Linked DNA regions of Homo sapiens: region 1 is linked to region 2. A link is a loop called in an ENCODE intact Hi-C map of the cell type or tissue named here. Cell type or tissue: adrenal gland. All regions are shown on one strand. Each heading gives the region's core, and the rest is flanking DNA. Links, peaks and the distances in the headings are about the cores only. Region 1 has its middle 11 kb from the start of RWDD2A. Region 2 overlaps DOP1A (DOP1 leucine zipper like protein A).

What was found. Hi-C counts contacts between places; a loop is a spot of excess contacts. Peaks named below come from ENCODE experiments on the same cell type or tissue, not always from the same donor. Only the 100,000 strongest peaks of a DNase experiment are listed, where the experiment ranks them.
Region 1: it touches region 2 in a loop (2.9-fold over the local background); 12 of 110 quality-filtered maps call a loop at or near these places.

What each region holds. Positions count from the first base shown.
Region 1 is chr6:83,200,400-83,208,745 of GRCh38, forward strand. No RefSeq gene overlaps it. Among named protein-coding and RNA genes, the nearest start is that of RWDD2A, 11 kb to the left of the region's middle. In adrenal gland, for the core only: no CTCF peak of the experiment used is centred there; no DNase peak of the experiment used is centred there.
Region 2 is chr6:83,080,053-83,088,398 of GRCh38, forward strand. All of the region lies in intron 1 of DOP1A (DOP1 leucine zipper like protein A), which reads left to right. Among named protein-coding and RNA genes, the nearest start is that of DOP1A, 17 kb to the left of the region's middle. RefSeq lists an enhancer at 6,792-6,941. In adrenal gland, for the core only: no CTCF peak of the experiment used is centred there; no DNase peak of the experiment used is centred there.

The DNA.
Region 1 (8,346 bases), core at 194-8,193, 120 kb after region 2:
TTGCTCTCTCGCTCTGTCACTCAGGGTGGAGTGCAGTGGCCCAATTTCAGCTCAAAGCAAACTCTGCCTCCCGGATTCAAGTGATTCTCATGCCTCAGCCTCCCAAGTAGATGGGATTACAGGTGTATGCCACCACGCCTGGCTAATTTTTGTATTTTTAGTAGAGATGGTTTTTCGCCATGTTGGCCAGGCTGGTCTCGAATCCTGGCCTCAAGTGATCTGCCCATCTCAGCCTCCCAAAGTGCTGGGATTACGGGTGTGAGCCACTGAGCCCAGCCTGTGAAGTCATTCTTAGAGACCCATCTGTCTCCTCCTACATATGCCAAAGATCATGCTAAAGCAAGATGTGATAAGAATCACACTCCTGCTGCTTTCAAAGCTTTTGATGGTGGGACTCATCTCTGCAAATCTCTTCATACTTCCTGAGAGAATAACCCTCTTTTTATGGATCAGGGATCCAATGTGGGTATATTGCCACAGAGGATGAAGAAATAAATTATAACTCTTTACTGGAAAAATAAGTGGGGGATGGGTTTATTCCTATAGCATATACTTTGTTCTATAGACCACAGTGGTTTCAGAGACCCGAGAAATTTATATTTGTTCAGAGCTGTTCCCAGATGACCTCCAAAAGGCCTAATAGTTTTTCCTTTCTGCAGTGCATTGTTATCTTAGCAAATGGGAGCCTCAAAAAAGATTTTGGAAACATTTATGATATAATTACAGAGTTCTGCATCTTTAGGGGTCTTTCATTCATATCTGTTTGTGGCAATTTGGTGACACTGTATCTTGGTGGCTCCAGTCAGGCTTTTCTGCTATTGTTATATATATCAAGTGGGGCGTATGTTGTTGCTAATGTATTTGGTCCTAGGCCAGGCTGGGATATAGCTGGTATGTACTGGCATGGCTGTATCAATTTTATACAATGGTATCAATTTTTCTTGGTTAGTATGTATGCTGCCTCATTAATTTTTTGAACAGCATTTCAGGCCAGGAGGCCCCGTGTTATCCACAACCAAGGTTTCTGTGGGCTGAACTCTTGATTACACTGGACCTCCTCCTATTACAATCACTGTTTTCACCTTGTCTCCAGTTGTTAATTGCTACTAAATGCTATTAAGCCTGTACCAAACCCAAGAGTCTGATTTCTCCATTGAAATCAGGAAAGCCTTTTAACCATAACATTTTCCCAAGCCTTCCTAGCTTAAAGAGAAGTATCATTAAAATGCTTTTCATGGATGTTGGTACTCCCCTCACCAGTGTTATTTCTCTCAAGGCCTTAGTGAAAGGAGGGTCACTGATAGGTCCTCCAAGGAGACTTAGGAGATCAATAGATTAGGACAGTCATATTGCACACAACAATTCCACTCCAACATTCCTATCTTTGTAAATATTTGAATGGCTTTATATTATTTAAGGAATGTTTGCATTCTCAATTTCATTTAATGTGGACCCTTATTAAGTTCATGTTTCACTCAACTAACTGAACCAACAAGTAGAATCACCCCCAGCTGCTCAAGGCAGCGCACAGAATCCAGAATCTGTGGCAAGTGTACCCTATCATCATTTCTGCCTTATCCAAAATTACAGTTCTCCTTGTGAGTGTAACGTTCTGAGAATCCCACACATTTTTCTCTGGGCTTTTGCCAATATATGTGAGCAGAGTCTAGAATTTTTTTGGCGTAAGTCTCCTCCTTCTGGATTTGCCTTTTAAATTACTAGCCACCACAGCCCTTCTCATGCTGGAATCTGATTTGGGGTGTACGGAAATAATGTGAATAATGGAGGAGGAGCGTAGGCCTCCCTTTACAATTGGTTTCTCTTTACAAGGTAATTATTACCTCAGGTGAGGTCATTACAGGATCTTCTAGCAAGGCAGTAACAACTTCTTTAGACGGGAAGAGATCCTGCTTTGATTAGCAAAGGAGAACATGTCAACTATCCCAGTTTTCCTGGGACTGAGGGGTTTCCTGGGACACAGGACTTTCACTTCTGAAACCTGGACTATTGTTCTCCCTAGTTTAGGATATTATGAGTCCTCCAAATCCCCTTCCCCATTCCAAATCAAGGTCCTACTGTTTCTTGGTCAATACTCTAAGTTTGACATAAGAGGCCTAATGAGGATGTCAGTTTAACTCAGGGTATTAATATAATTTGGCAAGCAGCAAGATTAAGTATGACCATGGTTTTCAATTATTTCAGCATTATAACTAGAAAGAGAGAAAATATGTTGTTAGCAAAAACATGGGGCTTTTTCTGGTTTTTAGATTGAGAATTCAGTCTAAAATTTTTGAGCTGAGGATTTCAGACTCAAGCCTAAATTATCTTTCTTTATGTATCCATCTCTGCTAGAAGCAACCACCGCAACTCACAGTCCTAGAATTCCTTGTCCTTTACACTGTATTATGGCAGCAGCCATCTGATCCACCTAAACCTTCCCTTCCTTAGATAATATATCCCATTTTACCTCATAGTTGTGTTTATGAGGTCCCAAACATATTTTGCTACATTGATTTTCATTAACTTTATATTTTTACCATTCATACCTAGGTCTCTAATCGATCTGGAGTCTACCTTTTCACATAGTGTAAGGTAGGGTTCTAGTTTTAATTTTCTCCATGTTGTGGGCCAGTTTTTCCAGTCCTTTTACCAAGCATTCTGTTCTTTATCTATTGATTTTTGTGCTAGCTTGCCGTATTAGTCCGTTCTCACGCTACTAATAAAGACATATCCGAGACTAGGTAATTTATAAAGGAAAAGAGGTTTAATTGACTCACAGTTCAGCATGGCGGGGACGTCTCAGGAAACTTACGATCATGGAGGAGGGGGAAGCAAATATGTTCTTCTTCACATGGCAGCAGCAAGGAGAAGTGCAGAGCGAAGTGGGGGAAAAACCCCTTATAAAACTATCAGATCTTGTGAGAACTCACTCACTGTCATGAGAACGGCATGGAGGTAACTGCTCCCATGATTCAATTACCTCCCACCTGTCCTTCCCAGGCCATGTGGGGATTATGGGAACTACAATTCAAGATGAGATTTGGGTGGGGACACAGCCAAACTGTATCACTTGGTAACTCATATTCCTGTGAGTTTCCTGTTCCATTCCATTGTCCTGTATATTCTCATGACTTTGATGTATATGCAACTATCTAAAGCGTAATTCCCCCTTTGCTTTTCTGTTACAAATTGACTTAATTTTTTTTTTCTTTCTTTCTGAGACAGAGTCTTGCTCTGTCACCCAGGCTGGAGTGCAGTGGTGTGATCTCAGCTCACTACAACCTCCGCTTTCCAGGTTCAAGTGATTCTCCAGGCTCAGCCTCCAGGGTAGCTGGGCCACCATACCCAACTAATTTGTTGTTGTTGTTGTTGTTGTTGTTTAGTGGAGACAGGGTTCCACCACGTTGGCCAGGCTGGTCTTGAACTTCTGACCTCCCAAAGTGCTGGGATTACAGGTGTGAGACACTGTGCCTGGCCACAAATTGACTTAATTATTTATGGGTCATTATTTTTCAATTATGAAGAGAGGTGAGTTAAAATATCCAGCTATTATGGTGAATGTGTATATTTTACCATTTATTTCTGCCATTGTTTTCCATATATTTTGAAGCTGTTTTATTAAAAACATAGAAAGAATTGTGTCTTTTAATGACTGACCCATTTATCACTATCTCTACTAATATGCCTTGCCTTGAAGTGTGCTTCTCTTATATTAATAGAGCTACAGCAGCTTTCTTGGGCTTACTCTTTGTATGAGATATCTTTTGCCATCCTTTTACTGTCAAACTTTTTGTGTCATTATATTTAAAGTATGTCTCTTATAAACAGCATATAATTGTAGGCTGGGAATGGTGCCTCATGCCTATAATCCCAGCAGTTTGGGAGGCTGAGGCAGGAGGATCACTTGCCCTCAGGAACTTGAGACCAGCTTGGGCAATATAGTGAAATTTCATCTCTATAATAACAATAAAAATATATATAAACAGCATATAATTGGAGCTTTAAAAAAATCCAATCTGACAATTTTTGCTATTAGAGTGTTTAGTTCACTTACATTTAACATAATTACCAGCAAAGTTGGGTTTATGTCTACCATCTTGCTATTAGTTTTATATTTATCCCAGGAGTTAAGCTCTTACGTTCTTTGTTCCTCCTTTATCTTTCTTTTGCATTAATCAAGTATTTCAGAGTTATTCTATTTCTTCCATTAGCTTTTTTTTTTTTTTTTTTTTTTTTTTTGAGACAGAGTTTCACTCTTGTTGCCCAGGCTGCAGTGCAATAGTACAATTTCGGCTCGCTGCAACCACCACCTCCTGGGTTCAAACAATTCGCCTGTCTCAGCCTCCCAAGTAGTTGGGATTACAGGCACCTGCCACCACACCTGGATAATTTTGTATTTTTAGTAGAGATGGGGTTTCACCATGTTGGGCTGGCCTCAAACTCCTGACCTCAGGTGATCCACCCACCTCGGCCTCCCAATGTGTTGGGATCACAAGTGTGAGCCACAGCGTCTGGCCTATTAGCTTTTAAACTGTATGTTTTTTGTATTATTTTTAGTGTTTTAGAGGTTATAATATTCTTCCTTAATTTATTACTATATTCCTTGAATTCTTGCAATACATTTTAAATTGTTAGGTTCCTAGATTGGTCATGAAGTGGTATATTACTTGCTACAGTATTCCTTTTATAATGGATGTACCATTTCATGAATAATGTATAAAACATACAGTAGTATACTTCCATTATTAATCCCCCTTCCACCCCTTGTCCTACTCTAGCCATACATTTTACTTCTACATATTTTATAAACCCCACATACATTGTTATTTGTATTAGTCAATAGTCTTATATGAATTTTAAAACAGTATTTTATATTCTCACACATCCACCTTTTCTGGTGCTTTTCTTTTCTTTCTTTCTTTCTTTTTTTTTTTTTTGAGACAGAGTTTTGCTCTGTTGCCCGGGCTGGAGTGCAGTGGTGCAATCTCGGCTCACTGCAACCTCCGCCTCCCAGGTTCAAGCAATTCTTCTGCCTCAGCCTCCCAAGTAGCTCGGAGGATAGGTACCTGCCACCATGCCCGGCTAATTTTTTTTTTTCTTTTTTGGTATTTTTAGTAGAGACGGGGGTTTCACCGTGTTAGCCAGGATGGTCTCAATCTCCTGACCTCATGATCAGCCCACCTTGGCCTCCCAAAGTGCTAGGATTCAGGCATGAGTCACCGGGCCCAACTCTTTCTGGTGCTTTTCATTTTTTCCCACAGATGCACGTTTCCATCTAGGATCATTTTCCCTCAGACTGAAGAACTTCCTTTAGTACTTCTAGCAGTGTAGGTCTGCAGGCCATGAATTAGCTCAGATTTCATTAGTCTGAAATGTCTCTATTTGCCTTAATTTCTGAAGGATATTTTCTCTAGGTATAGAATGCTAAGTTTTAGACTGGGCGCGGTGGCTCACGCCTGTAATCCCAGCATTTTGGGAGGCCGAGGTGGGTGGATCACTAGGTCAGGAGATTGAGACCATCCTGGCTAACACGGTGAAAACCTGTCTCTACTAAAAATACAAAAAAAAAAACCAAATTAGCCAGGCATGGTGGTGGGTGCCTGTAGTCCCACTACTTGGGAGGCTGAGGCAGGAGAATTGCTTGAACCCAGGAGGTGGAGGTTGCAGTGAGCTGAGATCGCGCCACTGCACTCCAGCCTGGGCGACAAAGCGAGACTCCGTCTGGAAAAAAAAAAAAAAGAATGCTAAATTTTATTCTTTTGGCACATTAAAAATGTCTATTATCTCATTTTTCTGCCGAGATGTTGGCTGTCATTCTTATTGTACTTCTGAAGGCATTGTATACCTATTTCATTTGGCTGCTTTTAAGATTTTTCTGTTTATTTTTGATATGCAATTTGATTATGATATCCCTAGGTATGGTGTCCTTTGTATTGATCCTACTTGGGGCTTGCTAGCTCTATCAGTTGATGCTTTTCATTAATTTGAGAAAATTTCTTTCCATTATCTCTTCAAATATTTGTACTCCAGTATCTCTTCTTTCCTTACAGGACCCAGTAGCACGTATATTAGACCACCTCATTTTAGCCAACATCTCTCTCTCTCTTTTCCTTTCTTGCTCTCTCTTTATGCTTCCATTTGGAAATTTTCTGTTTATGTTAGACAAAAACCATAGGATTATCTCAACAGGTGCAGAAAAGGCTTTCAATATAACTCAACATACCTTCATATTAAAAACTCTCAGTAAACTAGATATTAAAGGAACATACCTCAAAATAATAAGAGCCCTCTATGACAAACCCACAGCCAACATCATACTGAATAGGCAAAAGCTGGAAGCGTTCTTCTTGAAAACCAGCACAAGACAAGGATGCTGTCCCTCACCACTCCTATTCAAGATAGTATTGGAAGTCCTGGCCAAAGCAATCAGGCAAAAGAAAGAAATGAAGGGCATCCACATATGAAGAGAGGAAGTCAAACTATTCCTGTTTGCAGAGGACATGATTCTATATCTAGAAAACCACATAGTCTTGGCCCAAAAGCTCCTTCAGCTGATAAGCAACTTCAGCCAAGTTTCAGGATGCAAAATCAATGTACAAAAATCACTAGCATACCTAGGCACCACCAACAGCCAAGCCAAGAGCCAAATCAGGAATGCAATCCCATTCACAATTGCTGCAAAAAGAATACAATACCTAGGAACACAGCTAATCAGAGAAGTGAAAGATCTCTACAAGGAGAACTAAAAAATACTGCTCAAATAAATCAGAGAAGACAAAAACAAACGGAAAAGCATCCCATGCTCAAAGATCAGAAGAATCAATAGCATTAAAATGACCATATTGTCCAAAGCAATTTACATATTCAATAATATTCTGATCAAACTACCAATGACATTCTTGACAGAACTAGAAAGTACTATTTTAAAATTCACATGGAACCAAAACAGAGCCCGAATAGCCAAGGTAATACAAAGCAAAAAATAAAGTTGGAGGGATCACATTACCCAACTTCAAACTATATCACAGGGCTACAGTAACCAAAACAGCATGGTACTGGTACAAAAACAGACACATAGTCCAATGGAACAGAACAGAGAACCCAGAAATAAGGCCATACACTTATGACCATCTGGTCTTTGACAAAGCTAACAAAAGCAAGCAATGGAGAAAAGACTCCCTATTCAATAAATGGTGTTGGGATAACTGGCTAGCCATATGTAGAAGGTTGAAGCTGGACCCCTTCCTTATACCATATACAAAAATCAACTCAAGGTGGATTGAAGACTTAAATGTAAAATCCAAAACTATGAAAATCCTGGAAGACAACCTAGGCATTACCATCCTTGACATAGGAACAGGCAAAGATTTCATGACATAGGAACAGGCAAAGATTTCATGACAAAGACACCAAAAGCAACCGCAACAAAAGCAGAAATTGACAAACAAGATCTAATTAAATTTAGCTTCTGCACAGCAAAAGAAGCTATCAGCAGAGTAAAAGTAAACAGACAACCTACAGAATGGGAGAAAATATTTGCAAGCTATGCATCTGACAAAGGTCTAATATCCAGCATCTATATGGAACTTAAACAAATTTACAAGAAAAAAACAACCCTATCAAAAAGCGAGCAAAGGACATGATCTGACCCTTTTCAAAAGAAGACATACATGCGGCCAACACACATATGAAAAAAGGCTCAATATTACTGATCATTAGAAAAATGCAAATCAAAAACCATAATGAGATACAATTTCATTGTGACACCAGTGAGAATGACTTCATGACATTCTGGCTATTATTAAAAAGTCAAAAAAATAACAGATGTTGGCAAGGTTGTGGAGAAAAGGGAACACTTACACACTGTTGGTGAGAGTGCAAATTACTTCAACTATTGTAGAAAGCAGTATGGAGATTCCTCAAAGAGCTAAAAGTAGAACTACCATTCAACCCAGTAATCCTATTACTGGGTATATACTCAGAGGAATATAAATCAATCTGCCATACAGACATACATACACAAATGTTCACTGCAACACTATTCACAATACCAAAGACATGGAATCAACCTAAATGCCCATTAATGCCAGATCAGATAAAGAGAAGGTGGTAATATGAACTCCATAGAATACTATGCAGCCATAAAAAAAGAATGAGATCATGTCTTTTGTGGGAACATGGATGGAGCTGGAGGCTATTTTCCTTAGCAAACTAGCACAGGAACAGAAAACCAAATACCACATGTCCTTGCTTATAAGTGGGAACTAAATGATACGAACTCATGAACACAAAGAAGGGAACAACAGACACTGGGGTCTACTTGACAGTGGAGGGCGGGAGGAGGGA
Region 2 (8,346 bases), core at 172-8,171:
CTAGATAATTTAGATGTTCTTTAAGTGTACTATTCTGATATTTACTCTTAGGCTGATTTTTTTTCCCCTGCCATCTAAAATGTTTGTTTCATTTCCCCCTACCCAATCAATGTATACACAGTGAAATCAAACATTTTAATGTTAGGAAAAACAAAACATTAGAAAGATATGTTTGAAAAAAGCAGATATATCCTAAAAGCAAAATTTAGTTGTTTGGGATTCTGTTTTACATTATCCACACAACTACTTCTTTCTATAGATACTGTTAATACAATGATATATGACTAAACCAGAATATTAAACTATCAGTGATGTTCACAGGTTTCATCAAAATAAGGAAAACTTCCTTGATATATTTGTTTTCTGAACTATCATTTTGTCCCCTCATAACTAATAACCCTCAGGAATTATATCTCCCTTTGCCAAGAGAAAAAACCTGTCTTTAGTAGGTCCTATAAAGCATCCCTTAGGTGCTTAATAATAGAATTTGTGCACTAAAGCATACTGCTAATCCAGCAAGAATCCTGTCATCAGCCCTGCACATCCTAAATTTGGGGACAGCCACATCTGTAATACTGTTTTTGGATGTGTAACCCAACCTGCAGTACCTCTGTAGTATTTCATCCCACTTCAGAGCATTTTTACCTCTTAGGAATTATTTTCTAGGGAGGAATAGATTGTTGTCTTTTATGTTCTGTATATAGTTCCCCTTGTATATAGGTTCACCACGGCCATTTATTGAATTAAAATCCCTGTTTTATAATGTCTGTGTCACCCAAAACAATCTACAGATTCAATACAATTCCTATCAAAAGACCAATGACATTCTTCACAGAAATAGAAAAAAGAAAATCCTAAAATTTTGTGGAACCACAAAAGACCCCAAATAACCAAAGCCATCTTGAGCAAAAAAACAAAGCTGGAGGTGTTCTACTACCTGACTTCATAATATACTACAAAGCTATTGTAACCAAAATAACATGGAACTGGCATAAGAACAGACAGACTGACTAATGGAACAGAATAGAGAGCCCAGAAATAATTCCACACATTTACAAACAACTGTTGGTTTGTTCGTTTGTTTTTTGAGACAGAGTCTCACTCTGTTGCCCGGGCTGGGGTGCAGTGGTGTGATCTCACCTCACTGTGGCCTCTGCCTCCAGGTTCAAGCGATCCTCCTGAGTAGCTGGGATTACAGGCATGCACCACCATGCCCGGCTAATTTTTGTATTTTTAATAGAGACAAGGTTTCACCATGTTGGCCAGGCTGGTCTCCAACTTCTGGCTCAAGTGATCCACCCACCTCAACCTCCCAAAGTGCTGGGTTTACAGGTGTGAGCCACCATGCCCAGCCCTACAACCAACTGGTTTTTGACAAAGGCAACAGTAATACACAGTGGGGCAAGGACATTCTCTTCAGTAAATCGTGTTGGGAAAACTGGATAAACTGCAGAACAAAATTAGACCCTTATCTCTCACCATATACAAAAATCATCTTGGGTTATAAAAAAAAATAGGACCTGAAACTATGAAACTACTAGGAGAAACAAGAAAAGCTATGTGACATTGATCTGCACCATGATTTTGTATCTATGATCTTAAAAGCACAGGCAACAAAAGCAAAAATAGACAAATGGGGTTATATGAAATTAAAAAGCTTCTGCACAGCAAAGGAAACAATTAGCAGAGTAAAGAGACAACCTACTTACAGGATGGGAGAAAATATCTGCACACCATACATCTGATAAGGGGTTAATATCTAAAATATATAAGGAACTCAATAGCAAGTAAACAACTTGATTTTAAAATATGCAAAAGACCTGAGTAGACATTTCCTAAAGGAAGACATAAATGGCCAACAGGTATATGAAAAAAGGCTCAACGTCACTAATCATCAGGTAACTGCAAATCAAAACTAAAATGAGATATCATCTCACTCCTGTTAGAATTGCTGTTATCAAAAAGACAAAAGGTAAGTGTTAGAGAGGATGTGGAGAAAAGGGAACACACTGTTGGTGGGAATGTAAATTAGTATAGCCATTATGGAAAACAGTAAGGAGGGGCCTCAAAAAATGAAAAAAATAGAACTACCATATGATTCTGTAATCCCACTACTGAGTATATATCCAAAGAAAATGAAATCAGTATGTCAAAGAGAGAAGTGCACATAAACAGCAGTATTCACATAGCCAAGATATGGAATCAGCCTAGGGGTCTATCAGCAGATGAAGGGGCAAAGAAAATATGGTTTATATACATGATGGAATGCTATTCACCTATCAAAAAGCAAAATTCTGTTCTTTGCAATAACATGGATGAACCTAGAGGACACTGTGTTAAGTGAAATAAGCAAAGCACAGAAAGATAAATGCTGCATGATCTCACCCAATATGTAAAACCTAAAAAGTATATCCCATAGAAGTAGAGAATAGAATGGTGCTTACCAGCGGCTGGGGTGGTTTGAGGAAATGACAGGATGGAAGAATGTTAGTCAAAGGATATATAGTTAGGAGGAGTAAGTTCAAGGAATCTGTTGTACAGCATAGTGGCTATGGTTAATGATGATATGTTCTTGAAAAATACAAAGAGTAGTAAGTGTTCTTACCACAAAAATGACAACTATTTGAGGCAATGCATTTGTTAATTAGCTACATTTAACCATTACACAGTGTGTATATACTTCAAAACATTATATTGTACATAATACAATTTTATCTGTCAATTTGAAATAAGCTACATGTCTCTTTTTTAAACCCACTTTTTTTTTTTTTTTGAGACCGAGTTTTGCTCTGTCACCCAGGCTGGAGTGCAGTGGTGCGGTCTCCACTCACTGCACCCTCTGCCTCCTGGGTTCAAGCAATTCTTCTGCCTCAGCCTCCCAAGTAGCTGGGATTACAGGTGCCTGCCACCACGCCCAGCTAATTTTTGTATTTTTATTAGAGATGGGATTTCACCATGTTGGCCAGGCTGGTCTCAAACTCCTGACCTCAGGTGATCCACCCGCCTCAGCCTCCTGAAGTGCTGGGATTACAGGCATGAGCCACCATGCCTGGCCAAAAACCCACTCTTTTATAGATAACAACCAAAAATAAAAACTTCTGTATCAGAATCATGATCATTTTTGCCTTATATTTTAAACACTATCAGTATTGAGTGGTGAACCACTTGGGGTATTTTGAGTTGAGCTTTGGTCCCTGTGCTTCATTCAAGGTCTAGGAAGAATAACATATGTATTTACATTATTATAGTTTTTTTTTAAGTACAATTTCTAAGAAAGAAATCTATATAGCCGGAAAAGTTTTTTGAAAAAAGTTAATGAGAGAGGAGAGGTAGAATATGTCATGCAGGAGAATTAAGACTTGTGGTTTAAAAAAAAAAAAAAAAGTTCAGAAAGATACTGATTAAGGGCCAATTCCAGGAGTCAGTCTGCCAGAGTTCTTCCTGGTTCTTCCTTTTATTCTCTGTGGCACCTTGAACACTAATTGCCTTATATGAACATGGATTCATGTGTATATCTACCTCATGGATGTATTGTGAAGATACATGAGATAATTCACATGAAAGGGCTTAGTATAGTGCCTGGCACAGAGTAATTTGTAAGTCAGTATCAACTGTGATTATTATCATCATCTTGAGTAATACGTGGACAATGTTTATTTGGCTACTATGCTTTGGAGACAGGATGATCCTTTGTAACTCAAGGGTATGTGCTTAAGTGTTTATTATTATGGCTGTTTGCCATTTGAAGCTTAAAGTAGAATCCCACCTACCTGCTAATGGCTCATTCCAAGTTATAAATGGTGCTTATGTTTTGTATTTTCTAAAATTAATATTTTCATATTGCTATGTGTACCAGAAATCACAGAATTTGAAATGAGAAAGAATCTGATTTTATAGCATTCAGAGACAATTTTTAATAACGTATATAATTTTGTGTATATTTACTTGGTAAAAAAAGAAATCGTAAAGTTAAATCAGCTTCACTGTCACCTTGGCAGATCTATGGGCTTTTAAACCTCTTGTGTCTTAGGTTTTTATTCGTATAGCTTTTCTGAGACCTAAAGTGAAAATATAAATAGTCATATGCTGTATAACATTTCAATGATGGCCCACCTATGTAACAGTGGTCCCGTAAGGTTTTAATACTGTATTTTACTGTACTTTTCTATTTTTAGGTACACAAATACTTACTGTTGTGTTACAGTTACCTACAGTATTCAATATATAACATGCTGTACAGGTTTGCAGCCTAGGAGCAATAGGTTATACCATATAGCCAGGATGTGTAGTAGGGTTTACCATTATGTCTGTTTAAGCATGTTCTATGAATGTTCACACAATAACTAAATCACCCAACAACACATCTCAGAACATATTCCCATCAAGCAATGCATGACTATAAATAAGTACATAAAGTATAATAAAACTTTTTCCAAATTTTTCTCCAGCTTGAGATTTGCAGCTAATTAATTTGAAAAGATTTGACTTCGACGTCTGGGAGTATCATACCTAAGTAGTTTGTTTTTTTTGTTTTGTTTTGTTTTTTTTGAGACAGAGTCTTGCTTTGTAGCCCAGGCTGGAGTACAGTGGCACCATTTTGGCTCACTGCAGCCTCTACCTCCTGGGTTCAAGCGATTCTTGTGCCTCAGCCACCCAAGAGGCTGGGATTACAGGCACGCACCACCACACCTGGCTAATTTTTGTATTTTTTTTTTTTTTTAGTAGAGATGGTTTCACCATGTTGGCCAGGCTGGTCTCGAACTCCTGGCCTCAAGTGATCTGCCTGCCTTGGCCTCCCAAAGTGCTGGGATTACAAGCATGAGCCACTGCACCCAGCCTAAATAGGATTTTTTAAATCTCCTTTCACAGGGCTGGAATGACTTCCTTCACATTTAGATAGTTATGTTTAATACAGATTAAACTGAGCCAGTTTTTTAAAAGTGTAACTGGAATGTACACATTTTTATAAATGTTCTTAGGCAATCTGTTTTTTAAAGCACTTAATAGCCATGTGAATGTATTCTGTATTTGAGGAGAGTAAGGTCAAGTGTGACTATACTAGTTAAGAAATAGAACTGTAGTTCTGCTTTTTATTTTTCTTCTACAAAGCTTTTCTCAGAAAAAACAAACGAAAATGGTTTAACTATATTGTCGTTGATAGATTAGTTCATTTATTCAGATTATATTTGAGGCCCTACTGTTTATCAGCCACTATTATGGGACTGCCGATGCAGGTATGAACAACTAAGATAAGGCTATTGACTTCATAGTATTTGCATCCCATTGAGAGATGATAGACAGGAAACAAGCAAATAAATAGGAAAATTTCAAAGTGTAACAAATGCTAATAAGGAAATAATGTGATGTTATAGGGTATGTGGTAAGAGTTTGGCCCCAGGCAGGCTACTTAGACTGATCAGAAAGAACTTTTGGTAGGGTTTGATATTACTGGAGGACGGGAAGAAATCTGTCACATAGAGTTGACCAAAGAGATTTTAAATGTAGAGAATAGCAAGAACAAAATGCCTAGAATGCAAAAAAAATTGGTGTATTTGAGTTTGGATATTATTCTAAGCTTTGTATTGGAATATTTGTATTTAGGGTATAGCTAAGATGTTGCTGTTTCTGCTGTATCAGAAGAGGTCTTATCCTTAGAGAATAATTAAGACTAGAAGGTGACCAGGACAAGCTTTGAGGAAAACCATTGATGGGTTTTTTGCGGTATTTTATGTTATGTTATGTTATGTTATGTTATGTTATGTTATGTTATGTTATGTTATGTTATTTTGAGACAGAGTCTCGCTCTATCGCCATTGACAGGTTTTAGGCAAAGGAATGACATAATGTGTCTCTGGCTTCTCTGTGGAGGATGAATTATGCAGACTCTCAAGAATAGAAGCAGGAATCAGTGGTGTGCTGGAGTGGGCTATAACTGGTTAGAATAATAGAAGAGGAAAAGTGGCAGGTATAGATTTAGGACACATCAGTTAACAGATGCTATTGGAGCTATAGGACTATAGGAGATAACCTAAAGGGAAAGAAGAGAGGAGGGTTCCTGATTGAACCTTGAAGTAAGGCTGACCCATGAATCGAAAATCCACGTATAATTTTTGACTCCCCAAAAACTTTACTAATAGCCTACTATAGACTGGAAGCCTTACTGGTAACATAAATGGTTGATTAACACATTTGTAGGTTATATGTATAATATGCTGTATTCTTATAATGAAATAAGCTAGAGAAAAGAAAATAGTAAGAAAACCATAAGAGAAAATATATGTACTGTTCATTAAGTGGAAGTGGATCATCACAAAGATCTTCATGAACCTCATTGTCTTCACTGTGAGTGGGCAGAGGAAGAGGAGGAGAAAGAAGAGAGGTTGGTCTTGCTGTCTTGGGTAGGTAGTAGAAGTGGAAGAAAATCCACGAAGAAACGGACCCATGCAACTCAAATTGCATGTTTTTCAAGACTCAGCTGTACCTCAGCATTTAAAATTGAATAGAAAAGAGAAGCCAACATAAACTGAAAAAAAGAGGCTAAGAGATAACAAACCTTGAGAGGGAAGAGTCCCGGAAGCCAAAAACAAGGTATTGAATACTGCTGAGTTGAATAAAATGAGGGGCTACAGAAGTGACCTTTGGCTTTGGTTAAAGCACATTATGGGTGATTTTTATACGGGTTTTTTTCCTGGAGGGACAGTCCCATAGGCATTTCACGGAGTCTGAAGAGTGAATAAAAGATAAGGAAAAAATAGCAAATATAGAGAAATCTTTCAGGTTTTGCTATGAGAGAATAAAGAAATGGGTTGGCAGCCAGAGAGCCTGTGGGGGTCAAGGAAAGGCTATGGGTTTTAATTTTAGTTTTAGTTTTAGTTTTAGTTTTAGACCATGAGAGATTCGGGGGGTAGACTTTAGGCTGTAGACAGGAAAAGAAACTGATAGTATTGAAGGAGCCTGAGCTAATAGTCCTTGGGAAGGCAAGAGGAGACCAGATTCAGAACACAGCAAGAGGGAGGCCTTTACTGGGAGGAAGGTCCTTTGTCCTTCATAATGGAAAGAAAAGTAGAGAATATGGGTATAGGTGAAGATAGGTTACAGATTTGTTGGAGGGAAGGTAAGAATATTCTTTTTGCTTCCATTTTCTTAAGTTTGAAACTAGATCTTTAGCAATGATGGAGGGAAGACAGTATTAGGATTTTGAGAAGAGAAGGTATGAAATAGTTGTGTCAAGAACTTAAATTTACTAAGGAAACAGTGGGTTAGGATAGTGTTGAGTACCTGTTTGAAGTTTGTGCTTCTCAATTTAAGTCAACCTGATTGTATGATTTTTTTCTCCAATGTTTAGTTGCTCATTTTCAGGCTGAAAACAAAAAAAAACATGTAGTTGAGTTTAACCAGGATTGGAGTTTTGTCAGATGAGTATAAAGAGGAAGATTCCACACTCTTTACCCCAAGGTAGGATGGGTATGAGAAGGAAAACAGCCTCCGTGAAAGTGAAGAGTAATGACTAGGAGTTAGGACTCTAAAGCCAAATTGCTTGTGTTTAAATCCCTACCTCTCCCATTTACTAGCTGTATTGCATATCATTTCTATCCTTCAGTTTCCTTACTTGTAAATGTGAGTAATAGTGCCTACTGCAAAGGATCAACTGGGATTAAATTAATTAAAATACACGAAGCACTTGAATAGTTCCTGGTATTTAGTAAGTACACTGTAAGGTTAGAAGAGGTCTTGTCCTCAGAGAATAATTAAGACTAGAAGGCGACAGGACAAGCTTTGGGGAAAACCATTGATGTTTGTTTTTTTGTTTGTTTGTTTGTTTGTTTTGGTTTTTTTTGAGATGAAGTCTTGCTTTGTTGCCCGGGCTGGAGTGCAGTGGCGCGATCTCAGCTCACTGCAAGCTCCGCCTCCCAGGTTCATGCCATTCTCCTGCCTCAGCCTCCCGAGTAGTTGGGACTACAGGCGCCTGCCGCCATGCCCGGCTAACCTTTTGTATTTTTTTAGTAGAGACGGGTTTCACCGTGTTAGCCAGGATGGTCTCGATATCCTGACCTCATGATCTACCCCTCTCGGTCTCCCAAAGTGTTGGGATTACAGGTGTGAGCCACCGCACCCGGCCAACCATTGATGGGTTTTAAGCAAAGGAATGGCATAATTAAGACTAGAAGGTGACAGGACATGCAGAGGAAAGGCTGATGATCTGTTGAGCACATATCTGAAGTTTCCTAGAGTGTATACCATTTGAAAGTTTGAGACAACAGTAAGGGCATGGGAGATTGGATCAGATTAGGGAAGTACAGAGCATCAGGTTTATAATGAGTGACAATAACCTATTTGTAAAATACC